Regions from separate parts of the Homo sapiens genome. Here region 2 is linked to region 1. A link is a loop called in an ENCODE intact Hi-C map of the cell type or tissue named here. Cell type or tissue: PC-3. All regions are shown on one strand. Links, peaks and the distances in the headings refer to the core of each region. The heading gives the core; the rest is flanking DNA. Region 1 overlaps ZNF385B (zinc finger protein 385B). Region 2 overlaps ZNF385B (zinc finger protein 385B).

Region 1 (7,413 bases), core at 1,929-4,428:
CTATGAGTGAGAACATGTGGTGTTTGGTTTTTTGTCCTTGCGATAGTTTGCTGAGAATGATGGTTTCCAGCTTCATCCATGTCCCTGCAAAGGACATGAACTCATCACTTTTTATGGCTGCATAGTATTCCATGGTGTATATGTGCCACATTTTCTTAATCCAGTCTATCATTGTTGGACATTTAGGTTGGTTCCAAGTCTTTGCTATTGTGAATAGTGCCACAATAAACATACATGTGCATATGTCTTTATAGCAGCATGATTTATAATCCTTTGGGTATATACCCAGTAATAGGATGGCTGGGTCAAATGGTATTTCTAGTTCTAGATCCCTGAGGAATCGCCACACTGACTTCCACAATGGTTGAACTAGTTTACAGTCCCACCAACAGTGTAAAAGTGTTCCTATTTCTCCACATCCTCTCCAGCACCTGTTGTTTCCTGACTTTTTAATGATCGCCATTCTAACTGGTGTGAGATGGTATCTCACTGTGGTTTTGATTTGCATTTCTCTGATGGCCAGTGATGATGAGCATTTTTTCATTTGTCTTTTGGCTGTATAAATGTCTTCTTTTGAGAAGTGTCTGTTCATATCCTTCGCCCACTTTTTGATGGGGTTGTTTGTTTTTTTGTAAATTTGTTGGAGTTCGTTGTAGATTCTGGATATTAGCCCTTTGTCAGATGAGTAGGTTGCAAATATTTTCTCCCATTCTGTAGGTTGCCTGTTCGCTCTGATGGTAGTTTCTTTTGCTGTGCAGAAGCTCTTGAGTTTAATTAGATCCCATTTGTCAATTTTGGCTTTTGTTGCCATTGCTTTTGGTGTTTTAGACATGAAGTCCTTGCCCATGCCTATGTCCTGAATGGTATTGCCTAGGTTTTCTTCTAGGGTTTTTATGGTTTTAGGTCTAACATTTAAGTCTTTAATCCATCTTGAATTAATTTTTGTATAAGGTGTAAGGAAGGGATCCAGTTTCAGCTTTCTACATATGGCTAGCCAGTTTTCCCAGCACCATTTATTAAATAGGGAATCATTTCCCCATTTCTTGTTTTTGTCAGGTTTGTCAAAGATCAGATGGTTGTAGATATGCGGCATTATTTCTGAGGGCTCTGTTCTGTTCCATTGGTCTATATCTCTGTTTTGGTACCAGTACCATGCTGTTTTGGTTACTGTAGCCTTGTGGTATAGTTTGAAGTCAGGTAGCATGATGCCTCCAGCTTTGTTCTTTTGGCTTAGGATTGACTTGGCGATGCGGGCTCTTTTTTGGTTCCATGTGAACTTTAAAGTAGTATTTTCCAATTCTGTGAAGAAAGTCATTGGTAGCTCGATGGGGATGGCATTGAATCTATAAATTACCTTGGGCAGTATGGCCATTTTCACGATATTGATTCTTCCTACCCATGAGCATGGAATGTTCTTCCATTTGTTTGTATCCTCTTTTATTTCATTGAGCAGTGGTTTCTAGTTCTCCTTGAAGAGGTCCTTCATGTCCCTTGTAAGTTGGATTCCTAGGTATTTTATTCTCTTTGAAGCAATTGTGAATGGGAGTTCACTAATGATTTGGCTCTCTGTTTGTCTGTTATTGGTGTATAAGAATGCTTGTGATTTTTGCACATTGATTTTGTATCCTGAGACTTTGCTGAAGTTACCTATCAGCTTAAGGAGATTTTGGGCTGAGACGATGGCCTTCTCACTCATTTTCAACCCTATTCTATGCTTATCCAAATCTGACCTTCGAAACCTTAAAAATGTCACTTCTTTAATGAAAAATGTCTCATTCTTCCCAAGCGGAAGTAATCATTTTCTGCTCTATGCTCTCACGCCTCTTACCAGTTTCTGTTGTAAATTAGAGATCTTTGAATGACTGTCTCATTTCCTCCTGCTATGCTGTAATTTTCTTATAGTCCATACTTACTTTATTTACTATTCTCTTTAGTGTCTAGCACATTGTCAGCAATTAACATATTGTTAATATGTACTTGTTAATTCATAAATTACCCCTTTGAAAACAAGATATGAAAAGGAAATCTTTTTCTTAAAGAAATAGGAACATAGAGAAAATATATAATTTTATACATGTTCTCAATATAACCTAAATCAAATGATTGTTGAGCAGGATAGATATTTTCACTTACGCCAAATAAATATACTTTAAAAACTAACCTACAATTGTAAAACAAAGCAACTGCTATTTCACATCTAGGGTGACTGTTGTGTACTTTTATATCACTAGTGATATATTAAGTCCTCCTTTTGTGCTGAAATATTAGTGTACCACAGACTGATCAGTTAGAGAAAACATCATGCTCATTTATGCCACTTACTAATCTGTGGGACATTATTTAATTTTGAAAAGGCTCAGTTTCCTCATCTTTAAGATAGGAATAATCATTTTGAGCCTTACCTATTTCACAAGTTTTCTGTGAGAGCTAATAAGACAATGTAAGTGATAGCACTTTGTAAACTGTAAAGTTCTATATAAATTTAAGGGTTTATGAGGGACATTAGTATAAGGGACATTATTAGTAATATGAGAGAATGCTGTCAATGGCTGAAACAGATCAGATTCTTTTAGATCAAATTCATATGAAATGCTTGAAGCAAGGAAAGATTTTAGTATGTAATAACTTTAATTTTCATCGCAAGAAACTGAGTAATTCCAAATATTAAGATTACTGAATTATTTTGCTGCTTTATGAGTTCTGTAAGATTGCAAATTCAATCTGAGGGATCCTTATAGATGAGAGGGTTCCAGGCCTAAAATATTATCCAATCTAATTTGCTGACTATTACCAATTAGGAAGAATCATTTTATGTCCTTCTCTCACACTATACAGGTCAGTTTAATAAAAGTCTAAGAGCTTTTCCATCATATTTTTTGTCATCCTGAAGTTTTAGTACAGTCACTGAAAGGGAATATGGAATGTGCAACCTAAGAATAAAAAAGAATCTCAGTATTCATTTATTCTAAGTAAACCCAGATTTGGAATCCCTCCATAGCACCCTCTAGCTGTGTCTAGTCTCAACCTGAATGGATCCAACTCAAAAAAAAAAAAAAGGATGGAAATCAACTGCTGATTCCTAAATCAATTTGGCTTTTCTTTATGTAATATTTTAGTAGAAATATGATCTCCCATCATTTGCAATGTGTTCTAAAAGCTTAGGTTTACCCATATACAGAACCTTGTAACATACACACAGAAACACACACCACATTGCTGTTGCCTAGTCTCTCCTTCCCTCTTAGTCTTCTAGGCCAATGGTATACAATTCCAAATTAGCTAAGGCAATTAGCAAATATATTCTCAGATTTAATTCCCTTTCTCTCTTTATGAGAGTTAATCAGCATATCTATAGACATTTTCTAAGAGTACCAGCTCTACTAGGATTAAATGTGTGATGGATTTTGCTGTTGCTTACAAAGCCCCAGTTTGTTTCCCAAAGGAGTCACTGAACAGAGCCTGTCTTGAATAGCAAATGAACTTCAATGAGTTAGATTCTGTTAAAGTCACTCTAACTCTCATAGCCTGCACATGGGCCTTGAGGATTATAAGCATTTAATAGCTACATGATCAAACTGCCAAAATGTCTTTAAATGACTTGGCTAATCTTCATATTGTGCTTATGGTTAATGTCATTATTTAAAACTTTTGATTTAGACTGGTGGTAATTAATAAAGATAATGAATGGAAGCTTGGTCTCTTATATTTTGGATAAATTGCATTGCCATCCACAGAGCAGCAAAAACTTAACTAATCATAATCAAAATTAACCATGTTTCTTCTATCCCACAATCCACAGTTAAAATTTTAACTTGGTATAAAAATTAAGTTTAACTTATCTCTGTCATAATTAAACATAAGTAGTCAAATGAAACTAACATGGCCTAATGGCTTCTTTCATGTTACCTTCATATCATGTAATTGTATCAGAGGGAAGGTGGTTTTGTTTAATAATAAATATTTCCTTGTAGAGTAATTTATGACTCAAGGATTTCAGACAGAAAGTTACCTGCTCCAACTGGGAGAACAAAGTCATTTTTCATAAGTCATCCTTATCTTGGGATGACCTAATATGGAAACTGATGGCATAGTGTTCTGTTTGATTTAAACATAGAGGTTGATTTAACCTCTATAAACTGAAATCTATGCTGCAATAAAAACTTCACATAAGAATCAAATTTCTATTTTTAATTCATCTATGGTGATTTATCTTTGTTTATATGATATATGAGGCTTCAATAAGATCTCTCTGTGTTTCTCTTAGAAGATAAAGGGAAGTTAAAAGCCAGCAGTTCCAGTCAGCCATCAAGCTCTGAAAGTGGCTCATTTCTCCTCAAATCTGGCACAACACCCCTGCCACCTGGAGCAGCCACTTCTCCCTCCAAGAGCACAAATGGAGCTCCCGGTACTGTTGTTGAATCAGAAGAAGAAAAAGCCAAAAAATTACTTTATTGTTCACTATGCAAAGTGGCTGTGAACTCCCTGTCACAGCTAGAGGCACACAACACAGGTTAGCAGCTATCTTTTGCATTTAAATAATGTTTATAACAAAACCCAACTTTTCCCATCAGAATACCATATCTTTTGTTGTTCAGACCTTAGGTTTGTTCCATGCTTCTCTACTTTTTTGATTCAAAGGAGTGATTTTAGAAAAGTATGATCATATGACTTTGGAACTAGCAAGACAAAAGCAGTTTGGAGATCAAACTTGTTCTATTCTTTATTTTCTTAAAAACATCTAATACTGTCCAAAACTCATTTTGATGAAGTGACAAAGATGAAGATAAATATTTATGCACAGTGTTCACTGCAATACACTTAAAAGAGAAAAAAATGGAAACAACCTAAAGCCCACCAGTAGGGAAATACTGAATATAGTAACCCAATATGATACATGTTAATCAGCCATTAAAACATAATGATCAGAAAATATGTACATGATTTGCTATGTGAAATTTTCAGGATATTTAATTAGTATGATCCCCATTATGAAAACTGTTTTTAGTACATTAAAAAAAAGAAACTGACAAGAAATACCCTAGAATGATAATAGTGGTTACCTCTGAGTAGTGAAAATATGAGTCATCTTTATTTCCTTATGTTTCTGTATATTTTCTTTATTATATACGCTTACATTTTTCCATTTTTTACAATAACGTGTTAAATTTAAAATCAGCATTAAAGTGATCATTTTTAAAAAAGCATTGGGAATTTTAGCCTGCAGGTAAACTTCTCAAGGATAAGAAAACAAAGAGCTTTATATAATTCTTGGATAGCTATTTAATATGTGTCTCTTTCTGTCTTAGGATCTAAACACAAGACCATGGTTGAAGCTCGTAATGGGGCTGGTCCAATTAAATCCTATCCTAGACCTGGATCAAGATTAAAGATGCAGAATGGCAGTAAGGGGTCAGGACTACAGAACAAGACATTTCATTGTGAAATCTGTGATGTTCATGTTAATTCAGAAATTCAACTCAAACAGGTAACGTATCCTGAATTAGTAAACATTATTGTTTTAGGTCACCACTTGACTGTGTATCTTCTCATCTATAGAATGGTTTTTACTGTGCTCACAGTTAAGTTGACTAACTTTTGTAGGATGCAGACAATATGCAACATATAGGTGCTAACATGGAAGAAAAAGTCAGTATGAAATATTTGAGCATCTACTGTTACTATATGTCAGGTTCCAGGCTAGATGTTGGAGAGATAGGAACAGTAGTCACTGGAGCCTACAGTTGAGCAGGAGCTTCTGGTAAGGTAAGATGTTAAGCCTATCTTCCAAAGGCTCAAAATCTGATTAGAGAGACTCATCAGTAACAGTGGTAATACCAGGCAAAATCTGATAAGGGCTATAGAGAACAGGAGGGGGACAGAGGGGCATTACAATTGAGGGAGGACTAAGTCTTAATTTAGAAATCATAATGATTTTACCCACACCATCGTGGAACTATGGACCTAGAGTTGGCAATGGAGAAAATAGCTACCTAGAAATACGTTTTACATGGAATAAGACTCACATTTCAGTCCAGCTAATGCATCAAACTTTTTCAGCACATTTCTAGCCGAAGGCATAAAGATCGAGTTGCAGGGAAACCACTGAAGCCAAAATACAGCCCTTACAACAAACTCCAGCGGAGCCCGAGTATTCTAGCAGTAAGTTTACCTCACCTGCTCACCTGTTTTGTGGGGCAGCCTTGCTGGGTTGGGCAGCCATTGTGGGCAAGGAGGGCATAGAGTCTAATGTCATGAAAGGTTTCAAATTTAAATAGCCCTCATAGACAGAAGTTTTAGAATGAACTGCTTAGTTCCTGCTATAGGGCAACTTACTTAGAAAACAGAAACTGAACCTCTTTAAGAGCTAATATTTTACTCTTTACCAAGTTGTTTTCAAAAGACTATCCTCTTTAGCATATAAAGTAAAGGCTCAAGAACAAGGACAAGTGATGCCTAAGGAATCCTGGAATGCTGAACCTGGAAAGAGGGATTTCTTTCATAAAACAAAAATCCATCCATTTAATTTAATATCCTCATGCTTTCTGTTTTTTATTATTATTATTATTTGGCATGAGAAGGTAAAGCGGTGTCTGTATCGTGTGCTCTCTCCATTCTAGCAGGCATGTTGGTAATTAGCCTGTTTTATCTGCTCTCAATATGTGCTATTTTCAGTGTCTTTGCAAAAACACCTAGGGACTCCAGCAATAAGTGTCATATAAATACCAAGATGGATAGATTTCACAATCTCCCTGGGACTGGGCCCAGTGCAGTGTTCAGTCTGAGGATGAAGCTGAGCTTGTCCAGCTGGAGGCAATTCTGAGATTACCTTCCAGCTTCTCCAAAGCCTCTGTCTGATGCTGCAAGCAGGTGTTACCTGCATTAAGCAAATCCAGCTTGCAATGCTCCTCCTGATTGCAAGAGAGAGAAATTAAGGATTGATTTCTTCACAGGAGGATTCCATCCTGGCATTCCGTTAAATAGAGAGTTTCTACCCACTTACAATCATTCTCAACAACAGAAATTTGATTTAGCTGTGATTTTTCAAGGACTACTCATTAAGTAGCCAGTGAGAGAGGTGTGAACTGACTGTTTTCTTGACTCTTCAGGGTCCCTAAAGTCCTGAACTCATTACCTAACCTCAATGCAGCTTATCTAAGAGAAGGGAAGGATCACACTTATTCTCAAAAAACAAAACAAAAGTCTCTAGGTCTCGTCATGGTTTAAGACAAGCCTGAATTTTGCATTGAACTTCATCATCTAAGCAGGAAACTTCTGGGCATGTTTTTTTTCCTGGTGAGCAGCAGCATAAAATAGCTTTAGAATTTATTCAGAGGCCTTTCCCTGTGCCCTAGCACACAGGAGCAAAGACCACCAAATAAAAGAAAGCTATGCCATGAGCCACTGAAACCAGCA
Region 2 (7,413 bases), core at 1,579-4,078, 240 kb before region 1:
AATTGGCCCTTGAACAGCATGATTTTGAACTGCATAGTCCACTTATACATGGCTTTTTCCAACCAAATGCAGATCAAAATACAGTATTAATGGGATATAAAACCTGCATATGAGGAGGACCAACTTTCCTTATATACAAGTTCTGCAGGGCCAACTGTGAGACTTGAGTATGCACAGACGTGAATGGTCCTGGAAGCAATCCCCTATTTATACTGAGGGACTACTGTACAATTAGATCACTTTTCCGTGAAGCTAGCTCCGAGTTCACATGAAGATAATAAGCATCCTCTAACCCAAGGTCATCAGTCCAGTATCTCAGTTCTCTCTCTTTTTTTTCCCCTCTGTCATCTCTAGGAAGGCGACACACTCCCTCTGCATTTTCTCATTGTGCCGTTATCATCTTACCTGGGTCTATCAGCTGGTGCCTGGGCAAGCAACAGATGGTATATTCAAATAGAGTAATTGAAGAGAGTTTAATGAAGTTAATATTTTCTAAGGTATGGGCAGAGTTAGGAGAACCAATGGAAGAGTGAAGAACCAGAGACTAGCAATGCTGGAATCAATTATTGTTCCTAGACTCTGACGTTACTAGAAGACAAAGAGAGCTTTAGCTATAGGAGAGAGAAAACCAACAGGTAAGGAGCTGCTGTCTTCCAGGAAAGGATACAGCTAATTCATTGACATCAGGAAAGTGTAGAACCAAAGTCTGGGATAAAAACAAATAAACACACACACACACACACACACACACACACACACACACACACATGCCCCTGCCCTCACGCTCTTCTTCATGTAGTCTTGTCTTTTGCTGGTGGCTAACATTAATGGAACTCAATGAGAAACCAGAGCAGAAAGGAGGCACTGATGTAGTCAGTCTCCTGGGCACAGTGCAGGGTGAGGAATGGGGAATATTCGATCTAGAAGGGCAAATGGAAAATATCCATTGCATAGAGCTTCACTGCCATGGTCCTGTAGACCAATAAGCTTACCTTCCTTTCTCCTACACTCTTGTTTTCCATGTTCCCTTCCTTTTCTCTCCCAAGTTCTCTCTCCTGCAGTTGTCCCTCCATGCGCTGCTCTGCACGAGGGCCATTAGTGCTCTGTCCTTCACTTAAGTGATGTTAGCCCAATACTGGACTGAGTGTCCACAAAGCTTCAGGTTCTTTCCAACTCTGTTCTTAAGTCCATGCAGAGATGCATATGCATATGCTGTGGCAGTTCTCACTAGGAGCCCCCTCCACCATCACCTAATTCCTTGGTTCTCGGCTTTTACCCGTAAAGCTTTTCTTCCTTGTCATAACCATTGGCAGACTGTTTATCTGCCTCAGCATACCCTAGAGTGTTAGAGTCCTAAAGGTGTTTCCCTCCAATAGCCACACTCCTAGGAAATTAAGTAGACTCTGTCTCCATGGCAGTCCTGATTTCCTACATTTCATTTTAAAACTACATTTATTTTATTATGCACTGAAGTATTATTGACACATCATCCTCTAAATATAGATCTCACTGCGGTTAGAGGCAATGTCATACACTTCTGCTCATCACCAAAAGCCCAGGAAGAGTTCTCTTCCCATACAAATATTCAACATATTTCTTTAGGTTGATTGTTACAATAAATGCAAGAATTCAGAATGATAATATATTTTTAAAACCTAGTCTTTTTAAATAATTGACGATAAAATTGTATGTATTTATCATGGTTACCAGGGTCTAGGGCAATTGGTAGGGGTTGGGAAGATGTTGGTCAAAGTATACAAAATTTCAGTTACAGAGGAGGAGTACATTCAAGAGATCTATTGTACAACATGGTAACTATAATTAATAACAATGTATTGTATCCTCAAAAAATGCTAGAGGGTCGATATTAAGTGTCCTGTGACATTTCTGTCCCAGGAACAGTGGAAGTCCCTCTGCCTTTAACTTATTGCCCAGTAGTATCCAGGACACATTTGGCACAGCCTCAGAGCATTGGCACTCAAAGGAGATAGTTCAACAATGAAAGGCTTGTCTTTCTTCTTTCTTTCTGTTTTTGTTGTTGTTGTTGTTGTTGTTGTTGTTTTGCAGGGGGACAGGGTGGGGTTGTGGGGTGGTCTCACTTTGTTGCCCAGGCTGGTCTTGAACTTCTGGGCTCAAGAGATCCTCTCGCCTCAGCCTCCCAAGTAGCTGGGATTTCAGATGGGCACTACTGCTCCTGGAAGCTCTTTTTAAAAATAAAGGTTTTTACTTACTTTCCTTGAATATTCTGAAAAGGATCCATAACCCCCCACTCCAAACTTTGTACTTCCCTAAACTTCTGTGTACATCCCTTAAATCCTTAGGCATCTTTTCTCTAATTGTCCCCAAGCCCCTTCCCCACCTCTAACTCATATACCTGCTTTCTTTCTACTCTTCCCTCTTTCTTTCATTTCTAGACCACAGAAGTCCTGGAGAACTTGCCAGGCAACAAAACCCTCCTTGAGGGTAGAAAAGGGACAGAAACTGAGCTGGCAGAGTCAGAGTCCCAGTTTGTAGCTAGAGGATTAGAAAGACCACCCTAATGTTCAAACCAAATCTATGGGGTAGATGGTACTATCTCCAGCTTATAAATGAAGAAGTTGAAATACAGAGCCATGATTTGAACTAATTATGACTCCAGTATGTGCCATTTTCATGAATAATAGCAATATAGTAGCTTCTAGTAATTGAACAAATACTTTCACTAGTCCTGTGCTATCATGCATGTTTCATTTTAAATTTTCACATAAACCCCATGAGGTAGTAGTATTGTTACTACTATTTTATGCATGAAGATACTAAGGTATGGAAAAATTTTGACACTTTGTTGGCCACACAGATGGTGTGCTTCAGAGCCACAACTTGAACTAAGGCCTATCTTACTCCAGATCTGACTCCAAATCACTGCTCAATGTTCCCATGATACCCGCTTTATGATATTACATACTAGGAACATAGGGATAATATAGTAGCTCCTTTTTCATCCCCTGGATAATTCTAGATAATTCACTGGGGTTGGGGGATATTTTTAAGAGGTGAGAAAAAATCAGTGTGGTAGGTCCTACTGAGCTATAGCTTGAAGTAATGCAAGCCAGTTAGTCATACAACAAAGTCCATGCCCATAATTGAAATAGAGAAATTTGGAGTTTATAATGTGAATGAAGAGAATCAGAAATAGCAGATGAGTCTGTGGACCTGGAACTAGAAGAAAAATTACAAAATGTAGATTCCTCAAGTTGATGTTTATCAGTTAGCCCATTCTCAGATTTGGAAGAGGTTGAAGATTCACAATATTCCTTTAAAGATCATCTAGTAATAGTCGTCTTCCCCCTGGAGAGTTTCCCAGTTGTGTGGATCATTTCCTCCATGATTGGCTCCTGTTTTGTGCTGGACTGCACTCAAGCACCCATGGGTATTCTTGACAGCTCTTAGTCACACCAAATAATATCAGAGTAGAAGGTAAGGAAGTATACTGCATTCAGTTGAAAATATGGCTGTGATAATTTTGTGGAAGATGAGTCATGACACTGAAATTAGCCTACTAATTCTGAAGTGAATAAAATATGAAGATATTTTGAAAAAAAAAAAAACAGTACAAATTTTGGCTAGGCTAGTCAGTTACCTCGAGAGAATTGACACACACACAAAAGTTGTGAAATAAATCTCAGGAGCCCACAGATGAACTGTGCTGTAGAGTTCAGGTAATTTTCTAAGATATGTATTTCTAAACAAAATTTCAATTTTTTTAGTTGAAAGGTATTCAGTTTTTAGTAGATTAAGATAATTTTTAGTGTTAAAATAGAAATACTTTTTAGCTGATTTCTCACAAGATTCATGGAGCATTCAGGTTTTCTCTCCTGATTTTAGGAGCGAAGAGGTTGAAGGAACCATGCTTTTGGGATCATGGAAAGGTATACTAAATCATAAACTCAAAACATTGTCCTAACTGCCGACCAGTCATTCACATTGTTTACCCTTCTGCCTGTCCTACCACCTAACTTTACAGGTGAAGGAAGTGAGACTCAGGGACATAGTGTATAAAAGAGCACATGGTAGAACCCAGATCTCCTTCAGCCTTCCTTTCCCCAAGCCAATTTCTAATGTAAATCCTCCCCTTTCCAGGCTAACGTCTCTTTTCAATGTCAATTTTATTGAATTTTTATAACATCGTAGGCACTGTGGCAAGCACTTAGAATATAGAGAGCATGGAGTGCTCCAGAAGCTCACAATATGGGGCAGTTGTTTTTAAGAACAGCCCAAAGACCACAGCTCAGTGACACTGGGGCTGCTTATAATATAGAGGCCTAAGGAATCAGCACCTATGGAGAGGTTGTCCCTCACTACAGCTGTTAAAGGGGACACAGCAACATGAACAACTGATGGTTAGTGCTCAAGTAAAGGGAGGGAAATATGTTTATATAAATGGATTTGTAAACTCTTCCTGTCATGTTAGCTGAAGGTTTTTTTATGACCCTTGATTCAAGTGGGCAAATGAAAGAAAGCATGTATCTGAAAGGAGCAGTGGTGCTGAAAGGGAAGAAGGGAAAATAGAGAGGAGGTGGTCTCCACTCCCTTCCCAATTAATAGAAGGCAGCCAGGTCAGAGCCTTCCATATCATCTTTACACTGGGTCTTATTGGCCTTTGATGCCAGCTAATGTGGAACATATATGTGATGGTGTGTGTAGTCCATCCTGGTTATCAACTTTTTATTAGGAATCTACCAGACCTATCTTTGCTAAATATGGTTTGCTCTTCAAAATCATGTAATGTTTAGCATCAGAGGGTGATTAAGTTGTAGGTACACAGGCTAAGCCTAGCAAATGAGAAGTGGGAACTGACTTTTTTTATTTTTTTTTTTAGCACTTTCTGTGTCAGGCCCTGTGCTGGGCACTTAAAATGTAGCATTTATCAATAGGCAGTAAAAAATTGTGCTGTCTGTACAGTCAGGATGATAGCAGTTACTATACTCCATCTATAGTCCATGAATGGGTATTGACTTCCATTTCTCCTTCCTAATGATTATATAACTATTGCACTTTTAATTAGGAGGGCAGTGATGCTGATACCAAGAAATTCAATGCAATGAACTTTTTATTATTAGAGATAAAAATTAAACCTCAATTCCTTTGGCCTTTTAATTGTTAACTATGGAATCAGTCAAATGTGGAGGCTGAAGAAGCATCAAGGGATAATGTAATTGCAACACTTCAAACAATTGTATCTGTCTGGAGAATGAAGATTGATGATCTGGAAAATAGATCTCATTGTTTCAGTAGTAGAGTTATGGGTTTTGCCAGTGGCTATTAAGAGAGCCTCTCTAAGAAACTTTTTACCGAAAGAAAAAAAGTGATACTTGTTAAATGAAGAAAATTTAATTCAGCCACTTTTCATTAAGCAAGGCCAGAAACTCTAATTCCCAAGTTCATAGTTGATGAAAGGCCCCAAAGCAGTAATTACCCATTTTTCAAGTTTCTTGATAGAAAACTCTTCAATTAGATATAGACAAGGGGAAAATTATAGTATAAGGCAGAGTATTTTGTCCTTTCTAAAGAGCACTAGGAAAATACAGACAAATCTAACAACGTTAAGACATAATTATTTTAAATAAGTTAAGCACTTTGAATTATCTTAAAAGATGTTATATTATTTTCAGTATTGCTATTTCACTTAAAGTGCCTAAAATTTTAGCTCAGAAAGTAAACTTGCATTCAGTGTTCATGTATGTTTCCTAAATCCTCGGAGAGGGTAGGTTGCCTTGGGTGTCTTTGGACATTCCTTGGGGAAATAGGTTATTGTGGATGAACTAGGTAGGGTTTGCTGTTCAAAGTCCCAGTGAACGTTGGAAGTGTGATTCGGTATGTCACGATGTTAGGAATATTGATTAGTTGTCTCACTTGTTGGTTCTAATATCACTTGACAAGCATCATTTGCACAATAATGATTTTTTTCTTCCTTCCTCATTCATAAATAAGGTAGATGTGAGTGTAAATTATTGACTTGGTATAAGCCTATGGACAATCATGGATTAATATGTGTAAGAGGAAATGCCTTCCTCTTTGTTAAACCACATAATGGTAGCACATGAATATTTTATTTTACCTTTTTGAAGTGAAACAAGTTTAGAAGGTGAGTTTAGGTAACCTAAGGCTTTCTTGTTTTCTTTAGGAGATAGTGTTTCTTGTTATTTGCTACTAACCAGAGAATGAAGATGTAATTGTTTACCTCAACAGGATAAAATGAAAACCACTCCGATTGTGGTTCACCAACAAGCTAAACTCTGAGTACAAATATGTCCAGGAATTATTTCTAATGTGAACACAAAGGCGATTCAGAACACACATTGAGAATGATTAGAAATAGTCACTGATATTCTTTATGATTTTGATATGCTAACGGAGGCTCCTGATAGCAGATTGTGAATTTAAATGGGAGGTTTCTAAAATCTCAGTCTTGAAAACTAAATTGTATGTGCTCATTATTATTAGACGGCTCCAAGGTCCATCTTTCAGAAATGAGAAAAAAACTACTTTACCTTAAATTTATAACGTTTCTTATTTTAAAGTAAAAAAAATTAATATGAGAATAGTGCTAAAATGTGATGAAATTGGGGAATCAGGGAAAATTGAAAACAGAAAAAAACAAATTTAAGCCCTTAGCACAGTTTGTTCAGGGCATTTGAGATAAAGTTGCCAATGACATGGTTAGAAAACAAACAAACAAACATAAATGTTTTCTAATGGTAACAGTAATGCAGTTTTGTTGTTATAAAACATTTCAAGGCCAGGCACCGTGGCTCACGCCTGTAATCCTAGCACTTTGGGAGGCCGAGGCGGGTGGATCACCTGATGTCAGGAGTTCGAGACTAGCCTAGCCAACATGGTAAAACCCCATCTGTACTAAAAATACAAAAATTAGCCGGGTATTATGGCAGGCACCTGTAATCCCAGCTACTCGGGAGACTGAGGCAGGAGAATCACTTGAACCCGGGAGGCAGATGTTACAGTGAGCTGAGACTGCGCCATTGCACTCCAGCCTGGGCAACAAGAGATAAACGCCATCTAAAAAAAAAAAAAAAATTCAAAAATGTAAACATGAAACCACAACAACGGTCCTACTGTGCTTCTTACACACCACTCAGAGATAGCCACTCTTAGCTCCTTTTTTTCTTTTTTGAGACACTCTGTTGCCCAGGCTGGAGTGCAGTGCCATGATCTCGACTCACTGAAACCTCCACCTCCCAGGTTCAAGTGATTCTCGTGCCTCAGCCTCCTGAGTAGCTGCGATTACAGGTGCCAGCTACCACATCCAGCTAATTTTTTTGTATTTTTAGTACAGACAGGGTTTCACCGTGTTGGCCAGGCTGGTTTCGAACTCTTGACCTCAGGTGATCCGCCCGCCTCGGCCTCCCAAAGTGC

The links. Peaks named below come from ENCODE experiments on the same cell type or tissue, not always from the same donor. Only the 100,000 strongest peaks of a DNase experiment are listed, where the experiment ranks them.
Region 2: it touches region 1 in a loop (2.6-fold over the local background); 1 of 110 quality-filtered maps calls a loop at or near these places.

Annotation. Positions count from the first base shown.
Region 1 is chr2:179,443,622-179,451,034 of GRCh38, reverse strand. It overlaps ZNF385B (zinc finger protein 385B), which reads left to right. Exons shown (of 10, transcript NM_152520.6): 7 at 4,265-4,510; 8 at 5,307-5,485; 9 at 6,058-6,159. Among named protein-coding and RNA genes, the nearest start is that of SESTD1, 180 kb to the right of the region's middle. In PC-3, for the core only: a CTCF peak has its summit at 2,997; a DNase peak (open chromatin) is centred at 4,024; H3K27ac peaks cover 1,179 bases.
Region 2 is chr2:179,683,139-179,690,551 of GRCh38, reverse strand. The region is part of intron 3 of ZNF385B (zinc finger protein 385B); the gene reads left to right. Among named protein-coding and RNA genes, the nearest start is that of MIR1258, 170 kb to the left of the region's middle. In PC-3, for the core only: no CTCF peak of the experiment used is centred there; no DNase peak of the experiment used is centred there.